2 separate regions of the Homo sapiens genome follow, and region 1 is linked to region 2. Evidence: chromatin loops called from intact Hi-C (ENCODE). Cell type or tissue: OCI-LY7. All regions are shown on one strand.

Region 1 (8,000 bases), 450 kb after region 2:
GGTAAACACAAGGACAGCATAACTTTTAGACTGAATGTGGGCTGAAAAGAGACGTCCTCGTTGGGAGCAGCCTAGTTTTGCTTTGTTGCCAAAACATTGTAACTATATATTTTGACTTCAAACTGCAACCATTACAATCTCTCTTTCTCAGCATTTTGCTCAATTAATATTTTAAACCAAAATAATTAATAGAAATTATATTTCTAACACTACTTTGCTCTATTCATTAATCTGTCTTGTTTCATTCAGCCATATTTTCCTCCTGTACTTCCTACTCTTTTTTCCATCTGCCTCTCTTTGTTATTTCTTCCTCTCTGTCACGTTTCCCTGGATTTGATTAAAGTCTCCTTCACTTTTTCCTCACCTTTCTCTCTTTTATTGAAATCACTCCTTTTCAGGTTTGTCTTTCTCCCCAGTCCTTTCTCCGGTGTCTTTGTCTCCAGCAGAGAGGGTATGGTGGTGATGCGGAGGTGGGGAATGAGGCCTGGGAGAACGCAGGCTGGGTATAGGTAGGAGAAAATGGGGCTTCAGCTGTTTCTGCAATCAGCCTACAAAAGGCTGACTTAAAACCTGCCTCTGTAAATCCCCCCTCTTCTGCGCCCTCAAAGGGTCTCTCTACTTCCCCACCTTAAATTCCACCTCCCCCATCCCCATTTCTCTAGTGACATCACTCCTTACCAGCTGTGACTGTCAGGGACTCTGACCTACTTTTGCCCACTCTATTAGGCAATAAGCCATGTTTTCTCCACTAAACTCAGGATTTTCTGCTAAACCCTCTTTGTCCCAGCATGTCAGTGGGTCCCTTTTTAAACCTCAAAACATTTTACAGTTTCCTACAATACAGTCATTTTTTCATGCCTGAAGTTCGAGAAAAAGCATAATTGATAAAAAGATTCTATGACTGTAGAAAATCCATTTATGACTTAAATGGAGTTATACTTTATCAAAATAGAATCCATACATATTTGAAGAATCATGTATGTGTTAGTAACAATTTTTTGTTGAATCTTTAGAGGTGATGCTCAGTTAATGGATTCTTGGGTCCTTTGTGGCAAATTATAATGTATGTACCATTATTTTTCACGTTAGTAAATGCTACTGAAGCATGAACCCAAACAGCAGGCATTGATATCTAAGTAAAACTTTACTAAGAAGTGGGGGGAAACTGCAGACAATCCTTTTTATAGTCTTCGGAGGGATTACAAACAGTGTTTGACAAAGCAGTTAAGAGCATGTACTTTGCTACTCGGATTCAAATCTTGGCTCTGCTATTTTGCTAGCTGAGTGACTTCGGACAAGTTACTTAACCTCACTGTGTCTCCGTTTGCTCATCTGTAAAAAGAAGATACTCCAGGCCAGGTGCAGTGGCTCACGCCTGTAATCCCAACACTTTGGAAGGCCAATGCAGGTGGATCATGAGGTCAGGATATCGAGACCATCCCAGCCAACATGGTGAAACCCCCTCTCTCCTAAAAATACAAAAATTAGCTGGGTGTGGTGGTGCATGCCTGTAATCCTAGCTAGTTGGGAGGCTGAGGCAGGAGAATCACTTGAACCCGGGAGGCAGAGGTTGCAGTGAGCCAAGATTGTGCCATTCCACTCCAGCCTGGCGACAGAGCGAGAGTCCGTCTCAAAAAACAAAACAAAACAAAAAAAGAAGATAATCCAAACCCAGTAGGGTTAGAACACTCCATGTTCTAAGATACGATAGGTTTATTATGAGACTGGGGACAGTGATGTAACTATGTGTTTCAAGTATTTCTGTGGTGTGATCCTCATGCCTAAGTCTACCTTTACCATTTATTTATTAAGCAAGTATCTAAGTTGTCTGTCCCAGTTACCCAGAAAAGTTCTGCGAAACAATACGAAAGATGGGAACCTGTATGAGTGCAGTAGCATGATCATGGTTCACTGCAGCCTAGAACTCCTGGGCTCAAGCAATCCTCCTGCCTCAATCTTCCAAGCAGCTGGGACTATAGGCATGTGCCACCACACTTGGCCAAATTTTTTTTTTTTAAAGTTTTTGGTTTTTGTAGGGGTTGGGTGCAGTGGCTCACGACTGTAATCCCAGCACTTTGGGAGGCCAAGGCAGGCAGATCAACTGAGGTCAGGAGTTCAAGACCAGCCTGGGCAACATGGTGAGACCCCCATCTCTACTAAAAATACAAAAATTTGCCAGGTGCAGTGGTGCATGCCTGTAATCCCAGCTACTCCGGAGGATGAGGCACCAGAATTGTTTGAACCCAGGAGGCAAAGGTTGGAGTAGAGATCGAGCCACTGCACTCCCGCCTGGGTGACAGAGTGAGACTGTCTCAAAAAGACAAACAAACAAACAAAAAAGAAAAGAATTAGGAAATAGGACAGGTTAAGAATTTAGATTGAATAGAAATAAACTGATGTTTCTTTGAACATAGGATAACCACATGAACTTAGACTACTGAACAGGGCTCCCCAGTCTAAGTCTTTCATTGTACAAAAAACAGCAAGGCAGATCAGGATAATTATGGTGGTGCCAGGCCATTAGGATGCTTCCAGACTTCATTCATTCATTTAATCTGTAAATGTTCACTAATCATTCAAGGTGTTGCTGGTGACACAGATGTGTGACAGATGCACACAGCCCTTATGTGGTTTGCATATTATCATTTCTCTGGTTGGATTCTATGGATGCATTATCTACAAATTCAGTCATGTTTCCCTGCACCAAGAGAGGGTTTTTTTTTTCCTTTAATACTTGATGCTTCCTCTATTCTTTAAATGAGAACACATCTAATGTGCCTTTCCATATTTTCTTATTTCATTTTTTTCTTCTTTCATTCTTCCCAGGTTGTTATACTTCTAAGATCCTCCCAAAGACAGGGAAATCAGGACTAGGAAATTGCTGCCAACGATTTAATTTCATTGCCTCATTTTCTCTTCAGTCAGAGAGGACTAACAATATTTGCTCAACCTTAGAATGTTGCTTGAGGCTACAATGAGTTTATAAATGTTGAGGGCTTTAAATAAAGAGCATTTTACAAATGGTTATTTTGGTCTCTAAGACACTGTGCTCAAACTTTCATGTGTCTAAAGATCATTTAGTATGCTTATTCCAAATGCAGATAAATTGCTGATTTTAGATGCTTTGAGTTGCTCAAGAAATGCAGGTACACAGGCTCATTCAGGTCAGAGGCAGAGGTCAAGGAATCTGCATTTTAAACAAGCATTCCAGGTAATTTCTATGTGGTAGAGGAAAAAAAAATCTTAACCAGATACAATTAAAGAAGTAGGGGGAAAACCTGTATCATGTTTCTTGCCAAGACTGTGTTTTCTTTCCACCCATTCTTTCTCTTCTGTGATTCAGCCAATGTATGGTCTTTCCTCCCTTTGTGTCTGGCATCTGCATTTTCTTAGCATAGAGAGAAAGCTCAGTTTAATGTGCTGAGATGGAGCAGGGAAAAGGAGGAGGGATGTGGGTGGAGAAAGGCTAGATCAGTGTTTAGCTATTCTACTGCAAAGACTGTTGTCAGGCTGGTTCTAGCCGGCTGGCTCCAGGAGAGGAAACAGTGGGGAGAGCTAGATTTACTGCAGCTGCCGCTACCGTTCCTTATTTGCTAGTCAAGGTTCTAACATTAGACACCAACCACCTTTTCTCCAGCCACGTGAATTTTGCAGTTATAACGTTAGATAATCCACAAAGAACACTATTTTAGGTACTGATGATAACTATCTCAAAGATTAAATTCTTGTTTACAATTCTCTTTACTACTTCGAGGCCTCTAGTTTTGATCAAATCCCCGCTAGTTTCCTTGTCTTCAAACCCAGGGGGAAATGATTTGCAACAGATGATGTGTATAGGGCACTTAAAGGTTTTCGCTTGACCTGCAACAGACAAACAATTTATTGTTATTTCATTTGTAAATTATGTTTTTCTGGCTGATGTAGATATACTGTGTACTCAAGTAGAATCAGAGACGTGGGGTTGACTGGACCTGGGTAACTCTGTTAGGGAAGATTTTGTTTTCATTAAACCCTCAATTTTATAGGCCTTCCCCCAGTACCTTCATATTATCCCATCAAAAACTTTAAAATGCTTTGTACTGCAATTTGTTTTCTTTTTCTTTCTTTCTTTCTTTTTTTTTTTTTGAGAGGGAGTCTCATTCTGTCACCTAGACCGGAGTGCAGTGGCACTATCTCAGCTCACTGCAACACCCGCCTCCCAGGTTCAAGTGATTCTCCTGCCTCAGCCTCCTGAGTAGGTGGGATTACAGGTGCCCACCACCACGCCCAGCTAATTTTTATATTTTTAATAGAGATGGGGTTTCACCATGTTGGACCAGGCTGGTCTTGAACTCCCGACCTTAGGTGATCCGCCCACCTCAGCCTCCCAAAATGCTGGGATTACACATGGGAGACACCACACCGGGCCTGTACTGCAAATTTAGTTGTCATATTCTAATCAGCTAATCTGACTAGCTGAAATGGCTAGATAACATGTGTATTTCAGCACAACCAAATGGATAGTTAATTCTAACATCTCTGTTGTGTAAACTTGGGTCTTTACCCTGGCTGTGTATTAAAATCCCCTGGAGGGCTCTGAAAAAATATTGGTGCCTGGACGCCAATGCTGATTTAATCAGTTTTTGGGAGCTCTCCTGTTGATTCTATTTATTTTTTAAAAATAGAGACAGGGGCCAGGTGAGATGGCTCATGCCTGTAATCCCAGCACTTTGGGAGGCTCAGGTGGGCGGATCACTTGAGGTCAGGAGTTCGAGGCCAGCCTGGCCAACATGGTGAAACCCCAAGTTTCTACTAAAAATACAAAAATTAGCTGGGCGCCTGTAATTCCAGCTAATCAGGAGGCTGAGGCAGGAGAATCACTTGAACCTGGGAGGTGGAGGTTGCAGTGAGCCAAGATCTCACCACTGCACTCCAGCCAGGGCAACAGAGCCAGACTCCGTCTCAAAAAACAAAACAAAAAACAATAAAAATAGAGACAGGCTCTCCCTGTGTTGCCCAGGCTGGTCTTGGACTCGTGTATTCAAGCGATCCTGTTGTCTCAGCCTCCCAAACTGCTGGGATTACAGGTGTGAGCCATCACACTCAACATCCTGTTGAATTTTTTTTCTTTTTTTTTTTTTTTTTGAGATGGAGTACCCATCTGTTGCTCAGGATGGAGTGCACTGGCCCAATGTTGGCTTGCTGCAACCTCCACCCCCAGGTTCAAAAATTCTCCTGCTTCAGCCTCCCCAGTAGCTGGGATTACAGGCAACTGCCACCACGCCCGGCTAATTTTTGTATTTTTAGTAGAGGCAGAGTTTCACCATGTGGGCCAGGCTGGTCTCGAACTCCTGACCTCAGGTGATCCACCTGCCTTGGCCTCCCAAAGTGCTGGGATTACAGGCATGAGCCACCCTGCCCGGTCCCTCCTGTTGATTCTCATGTGTCTAGGAATAAGAGCAAAAATCTGGAAGTGTTTTGGTGCAGGCAAAGGATGAACCCTAACTTCATCTCAAAGACATTACTTACCTATAGAGTTGGTCTTACACTCATAGGGATATGCAATAAATATAACTATTTGTATGATTATCACACATATCTAAACATTGTATAATTTCTCTTTGATTACTATTTGACTGTTTTGGTATCAGTTAGTCTTGAATAATAATAGCTAACATTCACTGAGACTTACTATGTTATGCATTACATTTGAGTTACCTCATTCATCCTTCTATCTTAATAAAGTGGTGCTAATATGATCTTCATTTTGCTGATGAGAAAACTGAGGTTTATGGAAGTTAAGCAACAATCTCATGCTGCTAGTAAATACAGCTAGGATTTCAAATCAGATTGATCTGACTCCAGACATGCTAGGTTACTTATAGTATGTCTTCCCAGGGGATTCAATTGCCGCACCGCCCCGCCCCCCCGCCCCGCCCCGCCCGGCCCCGACACCTCCGAACTTCCTGAAAAATATTAATTCACTGGTTAAAAATGTGTGGTGCATGATTATGTCAAGAAAAACTACTTAAAATATTTTTGAGCAGGTGTTGCTACCCAAAGGAGATGTGAGTCCACAGCCGCCTAAACATATCAACCATGAATTCTCAAAGATTATGACTGAATGTATGTACAGCCTTTCTGAACCTTGGGTTTCCAATATGGAAATGGTGTAAATAATTTTTGCCCCCTTATTACTTCATATAAAAAGTATGATGTATGAATTTGATCATTACTCACATAAACATTATCTTAACAATATCATGATAATGGTAATGTGTTTAAGCCTTATCATTGGCTTTTTTTAAATACCCTCCTGAGCTTTGTTTTACTCCCTATTAGCTTAAGTCAAAAGCAACGTTGTTACATACATGAGAATATCTTAGAATGTGTATGGCACATAGAAGCAATAAATTGAATAGCAACTTTTTTTTTTTTTTTTTTTGAGACAGAGTTTTGCTCTTGTTGCCCAGGCTGGAGTGCAATGGCACCATCTCGGCCTGAAACCTCCACCTCCCAGGTTCAAGCGATTCTCCTGCCTCAGCCTCCTGAGTAGCTGGGATTACAGGCGTGCGCTATCACGCCTGGCTAATTTTGTATTTTTAGTAGAGACAAGGTTTCTCTATGCTGGTCAGGCTGGTCCAAAACTCCCGACCTCAGGTGATTCGCCTGCCTCAGCCTCCCAAAGTGCTGGGATTACAGGCGTGAGCCACCGCGCCCTGCCCTGAATAACAACTTTTAAGGGCAAGTGGCAAGTGAGTTAATAGTCATACTTCCTATCCTCAGTTTCACCAGTACAACCCACTTTTTCTGGGGATGCAGTTACCACGAATTGGATTCCTTAAGAGTGGGACTGAAGGAATAGGTTAATTAAATATTATTATTGATCCTCTGTACATTTTTTTCCCTGTGTCAATTTCACTGTGTTTATTTTGTCAGATTTTCAGTGTTAGTATCTCTGTGCTCAAGCTTCCCTTGATCACAAAATGCTTCTCTTGGTCTTGGAGTTGAATATACTTTATGTCCCAGGGGGCTGAATATCAGAGTGGAAGTAAATAGCAACAATTTAGTTCTGTAGACCTTATCCCCTTTGTTCTCAAGATAGTGTATCTATCTTATAGGGCGTTTGTTCCTCTAAATTTTGTAAACCAACTAGACGCCTATCCTAGGTTACTCTCACTGACCTAACATTATAATAGCACTAAACACTTTGAACAGCACTTGATCTGTGTCAGCTGTTAAATATTATATACTTATTAACTCATTTACTCCTTATGACAACTCCATGAAGTAGGTGACTATTTTTATCCTCACTTTTACAGCTCAGCAGATAAAGATACAGAGAGGTTAAGTTACTGCAGAGGTTCACATAGGGAGTGGAACCATAAATCCAATCCGGGCAGTCTGGATCCAGAAGTTACCACCCTGGGTTATGCTACATCTTTTAAAGGACTCTCGAGACGCTGAAGGAAATTAGTCAAAAAATTTTTTAAAAGCAGAAAATGAAATTATATTGTCAATTGACTGGGAGAGGAGCAGTGAAAAGTTGTTGGCTGAGGTCACTGAGACAGGGCTGAGACCAGCAAGAAGGCAAACTGGTGAGCACATTACCGTACCTCACACCTGGTGTCTCTGGTGACTGAAGTTATTTGGAAGTGAATCTTCCATGTAAACCTGGGAGGTCGTCTGTAGCCCTTTTTTTTTCTCCTTAAGAAAATGTAATAGCGTAGTTGAACATTCATATTCTTAGCCTCCTTTGGGCTATACTTTTATTTTTTATACATAGTTTTAGAATTTACAAAATGCTCTTAAAATATCTCATTTCATTCTCACAACGACTCCGGACTGTACTCTTTTATCTTTTCACAACAAAGGCTCAGAGGAAGCGTAGCAACTAACTTGTCCAAGGTTTACGCCGGTTTCTAGGGGGCAGAGCTGGCGCTATCCACCCCGCCTGTATCTCCAAACCCGCTTCAGCCAGGAAATTTATCATGTGGTTTTAAATTTGCCTCTCAATATAC
Region 2 (8,000 bases):
CTGTCTCCCATGGGTCACACTCAGCTGCAGCCAGTTGCCTGCGGAGGCCCCTGCCATGCTGGGGTTTGCAAAGCAGGCCCAGGGCCTGGGAAGGACGGGGGCTCCAGCACGCAGGTGGCTATGCTGTCCGGCTACTGGGCGGACACTGCCCATAACTGACCTTTTTGATGAGTTCTGAGAGAAAGCACCGGGCATACTTGACTGACGGCGGGTGCTTCACACACACACAGGATGCTTCACAGTCTACGGCAAAGGACAGAACGTTGGTTGCTCGAGAGCCCGTCTTAAGTCTCCTATGAGCTTCAAGCCAACACAACAGAGGGCAAACTCCAGGCTACCTGATCCCTCAGCAAAGATGCAGATGGACACAGCGTTCTGGCCCCACGCATCTGAAGTTCGTCTTAAGATGTAAGCCGTTTCCTAAAAATGCTTCCACTGCAGTGGCACAGGCTATGGCAGCATTTCTAACGCCCATTCTGAGCAGGAACACAGGGCATGTGGGTCCCAACCACCTCCCTCCCAGGGGAGCCAGTGTGAACCAGGGTTTGCAGTAAGGACAGTCGCCAACTGTCTGGCTCTATGGAAGAGGTGGGAAGGCCCACTCAGCAACTGCTCTCTTGGATCATGTGTCCCTGGGGACAGGATGGAGGGGAGGGGGCGCTCAGGGTGACTCCAGCTAAAGCCGAGAGAAGCCAAGTGCAGGATGAGCAAGTTCCAGGCAGTGGGAACAGCCTGTGCAAGCTCTGAGGTGGCCACGGGCTGGCACATGGAACGGAGGGCAGAGGGACTGGTGCAGCAGGAGGGGGGACGGCGGGAAAACAGGAGCCTGGAGGGAGAGGGAGGAGACGGTCCGCAGCGCCTGCTGGCTGGGAGGGATGCAGATTCTGCCCAAGGGCAGCAAAGTACCCCACGCAATACACAGGCTCTTCATGCTGGTGCTGGTTTTTCATTTTTTCTGACACAGAGTCTCGCTCTGTTGCCCAGGCTGGAGTGCAATGGCCAGATCTTGGCTCACTGCAGCCTCCGCCTCCTGGGTTCAAGCGATTCTCCTGCCTCAGCCTCCTGAGTAGCTGGGACTATAGGCGTGCACCGCCATGCCCAGCTAATTTTTTTATTTTTAGTAGAGATGGGTTTTTGCCATGTTGGCTAGGCTGGTCTTGAACTCCTGACCTTAGGTGATCCGTCCACCTCAGCCTCCCAAAGACCTGGGATTACAGGTGTGAGCCAGTGCACCCAGCCTTGTGCTGGGTTTTAAAGCAGCTCTCCCTATATCTCATGCTTCACCACCTACCAGAGTGAGGCTCAGGGTGAAACTCAGAGCAAGGTGCAAGACAACTTCAGGTATCTCCATGCTCGAAGCCCTGACCTACTGTATTGCCCCGAAAGTCTTCCCTGCTGTGGCTGCATCTTTTCCACGTGGATAATCTTGGTTCACCTCTAGCACAGGAATTCTTTTCCGGGGCTCCTAGGATGGGCTGGGTGGGTGGGAGTGGAGGATGTCTGCCTCCCCTGAGTTTGTATGGAAAAGGTATTCTTTTGGTGCACTTCTTTCTGGGAGGGAGTCTATTGCTTTGTCTTTTCAGAAGGGCTCATGGCCCTTCGAAGGTGAAGACCCAGGATGCAGGGTGATCTGCACTTGGCCCTCAAGGCCAAGGTCAGGCTGTGGCTGGGCCGGGTGGTGATCCTGGCTCTCACCTGCATGCAGATGCACTTGAGTCCAAACCCCACCCTGGGCAAAGCAAGGGCCCATTTAGGTCTAGAAGAGACAGGAGTGGGTGGGACAGGCCTCATGAATGCAAAAAAGAAAGTCTCTGAGCATCTACCAAATGCTAGAAGCTGTTTTGCACCTGTCATCTCTGTTTTTGCTGTGGATGGTTTAAAAAACATTCCCTAGATTTCCCCCCTCTTGCAGATTTTTGTATATTCTGATGTCTTTGTCTAAGTCTTAGATAGAAAACGAAAGCGCAGGAGCTGTCGGAGGTGCTGACACCCACCTGCAGTGCTGACTCAATGGTTTTGTTCTTTGAAGAGGGCTGTTTTTAAAGGGTACAAGCACACCTGTGGTTCTTCTCTCAGGTCTTCCGGAGAGATTCAGGAGGCAGAGTCATGAGTCCCAGGGACTCTGGGATTCTTACCTTCTGCAAAATATCCCGCAGCAGCTCAGAATCTGATGAGTCTCTTAACTTTGCTTCTAAGCTCAGTGTGGACGGGGGAGGGAGAAATCTCAAGGGCGCATTCACAGGAACATTAAAACACGCAATAGAATGTGTTGGCAAAGCTCTATGTGATCCCTCCCTGGGGACGTGGAGCCAGTTGGAAGTGGAAGCCACAGCGGCTGAAAGCCTGACCTTCAGATGTCGCAGGGTGCACCTGGATGAGTCACAGGAAGAAGGCTGACTCTTGGCCGCATGAGTCCTGGCTACTCAGCTGCCACCCAGGTCATGGGCCAGCTCCCTGGTTGCACTGGTCAGCCAGGAATTACCAGGGCAGCCATGGCACCAAGGTTTGATGGGCTTGCCATCTGAGTTTAAGTGGAAATGCAGAATGTGCCCATACCAGCCTGGGTTACATTGTCCTCTTATAGGGGCCTCAAGCCCAGCAGCGAACTTTGGCTCCCGAGTTAGGCAGACTGTCTCGGCTGGCATGTGGCACACGGCAAGGCACTTCATTGCTTCAGAGCTCCTTCTATGCCATAAAAAGCCCTACAAGACCTGGTGCTAATCCCTCTCTCTGGCCTGTTCTCCCTCACCCCTGGCCCACCCTGCTCACTCCACTCCAGCCACACTGGCTGCCTTGCTGTTGTTCCTCAACCACAGCTGGCTTGTTTCCACCACAGGGCCTTTGCATATCCTGTTCCCCAAACCCTTCCCATGGCTGGCTGCTTCACCACTCAGGCCCCAGTTCAAATGCCACCTCTTTGGGGAAAGCTTCCATGATTCCCTGACTTTGGTGACTCTTCTCCCCAGTTGCTCCATTCACCATTTCCCTGTTTTATTGGCTTTAAAGCCACTCTCATCTGGTCTTTTCTTGTTTATTCATTTATCTGTTTATTCTCTGGCTCTCCCATGCAAGCAGAGCCTCATCTATCATGGGTACTGCTGATCCATGGTGCCTGGCTCACGGAAGGCATTTATTAAACATTTTGAGACTGAATAAAACACTAGCTAACACCGACATGCATTTACCATGAGCCAGGCACTGATCCACAGGCTTTTGTACTCAACGCTGACAACAACCCTAAGAGGTAGGTATCATTATATCCCCCATTAATAAGAAAACAATAGCACAGAGAGATGCAGTCACTTGCCCAAGGTCACACAGGGCAAGGGGTTGGGCCAGGATTCGAAGCAGGCAGGCTGTCTCCTGGGTCTGAACTCTCAACTACTTCACCCTAATCAAACAATCCCTCTGGTCAAATGTGAGTGATAATAATAGTACCCACCTCGTGGGTGTTGAGGGTGAGCCCAAGTTAGCATTCAGCGTGGGCATGTGAACAATTATAGTCAATATTGAATGGAGACCTATGATGCTTTTATGAAGGTTTCTATTTTGGATTAAAAATGCACAAATTTCTCCTGACCAGAAATGATCTCTGAGTGCTAAATATTTTATGTCAATGGAAGAATGCAAATGATTAAGCAACACCCCATAAAATGGGGCAGACCCAGGGAGGAATATATATCCAAACTGACTCATCCCAGTGAGCTCACTGCACATGAATTACAAATGGAGCGGGGTGCATTAAGCCCCTCTGCTGGCAGAAGGGAGGCTGCTGCCTGCCATGCGCCTGTGCTGAGAATGGCAGGTCCCCAGGGAGAGGAGAGGCCACCCCCTTCTCTTTCTCTTCCATCACAGGTGTGAAAGCCTCAGCGCATGAGCCAATTCTGTGCAGTGCTCGACATACAGATGAGAACACTGAGGCACGAGGCACAGCCTGTGATCTGGCCACCGCGCTCAGGAGGAGGTGGTTACCCGCGGGCCTGAGGGCGCTGACTTTTTAGAATGGGCGAGTGCAGCTGTGTCCCAGTGTCCCAGTGACCAGAACGATTACTGCCTTTTAAAAGTCGTGAAAAGGATCGTGAACTGTACCCCACACCGAGCGCGCGTCTGCCCCCCAAGGCGGTGGAGACACCCCCAGCTTCCGCCGCCAGCTCGCGGGGCAGAAGGGGTGCGAGCGACTCTGGCCAGGCCCCAGGGACGGAACCGGGTCTGGCGGCCCTGACCGGGGAGAGCCCAGGAACTCACGTAGCCGGAGCGCCGGGGGTTTCAGCACGGAGACCCATCCCGTCTGCCCCTGGACTCCCGCGAGCCCCGCGGGCCTCTCCGCTCGCCCCGCCGCCCACATGCCAGGGGAAGGAGCGCAGTGTGCGCGCCGCCAGGAAGCGGCGATCGAAACCCTGCAGCAAGAGTTCGATCCCGCGTTCTCCTCGGGCGCCATGACGTGGGCGGGGCCGCAGCGTTGCCGGGAGACCTGGAGGAAGCCGGCCTGGACTGAAGAGGGGGCGGGTCCGGGGCAGTGCGCGGGGGCAGGGAGGGGGCGGGGCCTGGGGGGTAGGGTCAGGAGGTGCGTCCTGGGGGCGGACTCTAGGGCGGGGCTAAGGTGAGCCTTAGGAGGGCGGGGCCTGGGGTGGGGCCAGGATGAGCGCCATGAGGGCGAGGCCTGGGGTAGGGCCAGGATAAGCCTCACTGGGGCAGGTCCTGGGTAGAGACCAGGTTGGCGGGTCTTGGGGCGGGGCCAGGATAGGGCGATCCTGGAAGCTGGGCTTCGGAAGCGTCCAGGTTGGTGGCGTCCTGGAGGCAGTGCCTTGCGTGGGGGCAGGATAAGAGTCCTGGAGGCGGGCATTAGGGCGGGGATAAACGCCATTGGGTTCAGGAGGCGGGACTCAGAGCAGAGCCCAGGAGACAGGTCTTAGGGCGGGGCTAAGGCCAGACCCAGAGAAGGGCTCAGGAGGCGGGGCAGGGGCGGGGCGTTGACTATGTCTTGGCACATGGCCAGGCGGTGCGCGGACTCTGGGAGGCGGAGCTTAGGACGGGCCCACGTGGGGAGGGGCCCAGGGTCCGGGAGGCGGTGCCGAGTCCCGGCTGGGCTGCGCTCAGGAGGCGGGCCCTGGGAGGCGGAGCTTAGGGAGGGGCCGGTGGCGGGAGGGACCCAGGGACTGGGAGGCTGGTCGGGGCTGGGCTCAGGGTCCGAGACCTAGCTGGGCTTGGGGCGGGGCCGAGACGGAGCGAGGGGTCCAGGGTGTGGGAAACGGGGAGGGGTTTGAGGAGAGGATCGGAATGTGGCTCAAGTTCGGGAGGCGTTACCTGCGGAGGGTTTGAGGCAGGCCCAGGAGCGAGCCCACGGTCTGCCTACGCGGGGCCAGGGGCGGGCCCCAGGATCCGGAGCTTCGGGCGGGGCGGAGTCCGAGTTTGGGGCCCGGGAGGCGGGGCCAGTTAGGGTGAGGGTCCCTGGGATCGACGGGTCAGGTCTTGGGCTAACGTAGGCACTCTCGCAGTTCCTCCGCCTTCAGGAAGGTCTTTTTAGCAGAGGCCTTACGGGTGCGCGCTTCGGTCCTGGAGGCCTTATCCTAACCTCCTCTCCATCAGCGCCACCCGTCTGGGGCCCGAAACGAGGGAGCTTTCCCTCTGTCCCCCAGCCTTTGGACTGTCACCAAACAAGCCATTCGTTCATCAAAAATACTTATTAAGCGCCTACCATGTGCCTGACAAGGGAGATGTAACGGTGAGAAAAAGTAGGTGTGGTCCAGGCCCTCCAGGGGCTCAGGGGCTCGTGGAAGAAGTGGACATTGAAATACTTATCACACAAATGAGGATAAAAGTACGATAGCGATATCTGCCACGAAGGTGAGCAGACAGAGCTAGCGGGGCTTGCAGGAGGAGTTTTGATCTTGCAGGGACAGGAAGGAGGAGTTAGCTCCTGCGGGGTGGGATTGGGGGTGGTGGTGATATAGACGTGGGGACAGAGTGGAAAACAACAAAAATATAATTATTTTAGTTCAAAGTTATTGTGTCTTGAGTTGAAAGGCAGGGCAGTTAGCAACACAGTTCAGATTTCAGTACTGCCCCTGAAATCTGAACTGTGTTCAAAGTCTAAAACGTTTACCTTAGCAAATTCCTCATAAAACTCCATTTGGAAGAGTCCCGAGAGCGAATTTGTTAAGTACACTTGCAAAAGGTAGATGAGGAGACAGATAAAATCTTATTACCTCTTTCAGATGAGAGCCACTTGAGCCCTGCTCAGCTATGAGAATAAGAGAGGGGAATTAATTCTAATTGAATACACTTGTTCTCTTATAGCTGTTGTTCCACACCAGAACCAAATGAGCGCAAGATCTGACAAAGAAAAAAAAAGGTTCATCTTTTATTCCTCCAAACACTTTCATTTAAATCAAGAGGATGGGATGTGGTTATTGCTGTGTTTTTAGGCAGAATCAACGGTTTCTGGGTCTGAGATGGTGCATACACCCTCTCAGTCCCTGTATCCTGAGATGGAGTCACCTAAGAATCCACAGCAAGTCCTAACCAGGGATGGGTCTGGGTGATTAAGGAAGGTTGGCTTCAGAACTGGGCCAGGGGCACTGCTTTGCTTTTGCTGTTTTGATCAGCTCTCTGCCTGCAGGAGACAAGGAAAACCAATGGGAACAGGTTAGTTGTACTCATAAATCCTGGGCTTATTTTCTTAACTCACATAATAGCTATTAATTGTCTTTCCTCCAAGGAGCAAAAGGGCATATATGGTCAATGCCATAGTAAGTAACATTGTATTATGTTATACTAAAATATTAATAAATCTAGGTTGGTTCAGTCTTTCCTGAGTCCATAGATTGGAAGCAGACTGAGGAAGGACGCTAGTGGACCACAGAGCTGAGCCATGCACACAGAAGAAATCTTTTTTTCTTTTTTTTTTGGAGACGGAGTTTTGCTCTCTTGTTGCCCAGGCTGGAGTGCAATGGTGCGATCTTGGCTCACTGCAACCTCCACCTCCCAGGTTCAAGCGATTCTCCTGCCTCAGCCTCCCGAGTAGCTGGGATTACAGGCGTGAGCCACCCTGCCGGGCCACTTGTATTTTTAGTAGAGACAGGGTTTGAACACGTTGGCCAGGCTGGTCTCAAATTCCTGACCTCAGGTTATCCACCCACCTCTGCCTCCCAAGGTGCTGGGATTACAGGCGTGACCCACCGCGCCCGGCCAGAAGAAATCTTTATCTTGGTGTGCAGTCTCTGGTGATGAACAAATGTCATCTCTCTTGGATCTGAATCTGGAAGGATCAAGGCACTGAAGGGATTTTTTTGTTTTAGACAGTCTCCCTCTGTTGCCAGGCTGGAGTGCAGTGGCAGGATCTCAGCTCACTGCAACCTCTGCCTCCCGGGCTCAAGCGATTCTCCTGCCTCAGCCTCTGGAGTAGCTGGGACTACAGGCACGCGTCACCATGCCCAGCTAATTTTTGTAATTTTAGTAGAGACAGGGTTTTACCATGTTGGCCAGGATGGTCTCAATCTCTTGACATCATGATCCACCTGCCTTGGCCTCCCAAAGGGCTGGGATTACAGGCGTGAGCCACCATGCCCGGCCTCACTGAAGGGATTTTTTTAATGTCACGTGGTTCTCACAGGTGCGATGTGTTCAGGAGCAAGTGAAGATTACGACGGATGCTTAAAAACAAACGTAAAATTCCAGGTGGTGTTGCTATGGGTAGCAGCATTAGGACAATCTGAGTGGTTTCAATTGCGAGAGTGTGCGTGTATGTGCAAGAACTACAGTCAAGATTCAACTTCTGGCTTTGAGGGTGTCTTTAATAACAGTAATAACAACCTAAGGCAGTTTAACAGTATGGAATGGTTGCCTTTTAGAAGTTAAGCTATGGGCATGGAAGTTCAATCAGTACCTTGAAGTTTTTCCTTTATCTCTCCTATGGTTAATGATTTCTGCAGAAAAGGACCAATTGATTTCTTTCTAAATCGTTGCTTCAGGGTGTAGAGACCTTTATAGGTCATGTTTCA

Evidence for each region. Peaks named below come from ENCODE experiments on the same cell type or tissue, not always from the same donor. Only the 100,000 strongest peaks of a DNase experiment are listed, where the experiment ranks them.
Region 1: a loop joins it to region 2, with 17 times the contacts of the local background. A loop is called at or near these places in 3 of 110 quality-filtered maps.

Annotation. Positions count from the first base shown.
Region 1 is chr12:8,689,290-8,697,289 of GRCh38, forward strand. It overlaps a transcript of RIMKLB not described here. Among named protein-coding and RNA genes, the nearest start is that of RIMKLB, 4.7 kb to the right of the region's middle. In OCI-LY7, a CTCF peak has its summit at 7,984; DNase peaks (open chromatin) are centred at 3,562, 5,992 and 7,592; H3K4me3 peaks cover 4,671 bases; H3K27ac peaks cover 7,335 bases.
Region 2 is chr12:8,238,507-8,246,506 of GRCh38, forward strand. LINC02449 (long intergenic non-protein coding RNA 2449) reads left to right here. Exons shown (of 3, transcript NR_120454.1): 2 at 231-408; 3 at 3,856-4,058. It overlaps LOC112268090 (a long non-coding RNA gene), which reads left to right and starts at 5,517. Exons shown (of 7, transcript XR_007063199.1): 1 at 5,517-5,844; 2 at 6,298-6,352; 3 at 6,474-6,645. It also overlaps the pseudogene FAM86FP. RefSeq lists silencers at 4,183-4,362, 4,523-4,632, 4,843-5,222, 5,313-5,362, 5,423-5,472 and an enhancer at 5,665-6,164. In OCI-LY7, no CTCF peak of the experiment used is centred here; DNase peaks (open chromatin) are centred at 3,882, 4,635 and 5,040; H3K4me3 peaks cover 1,941 bases.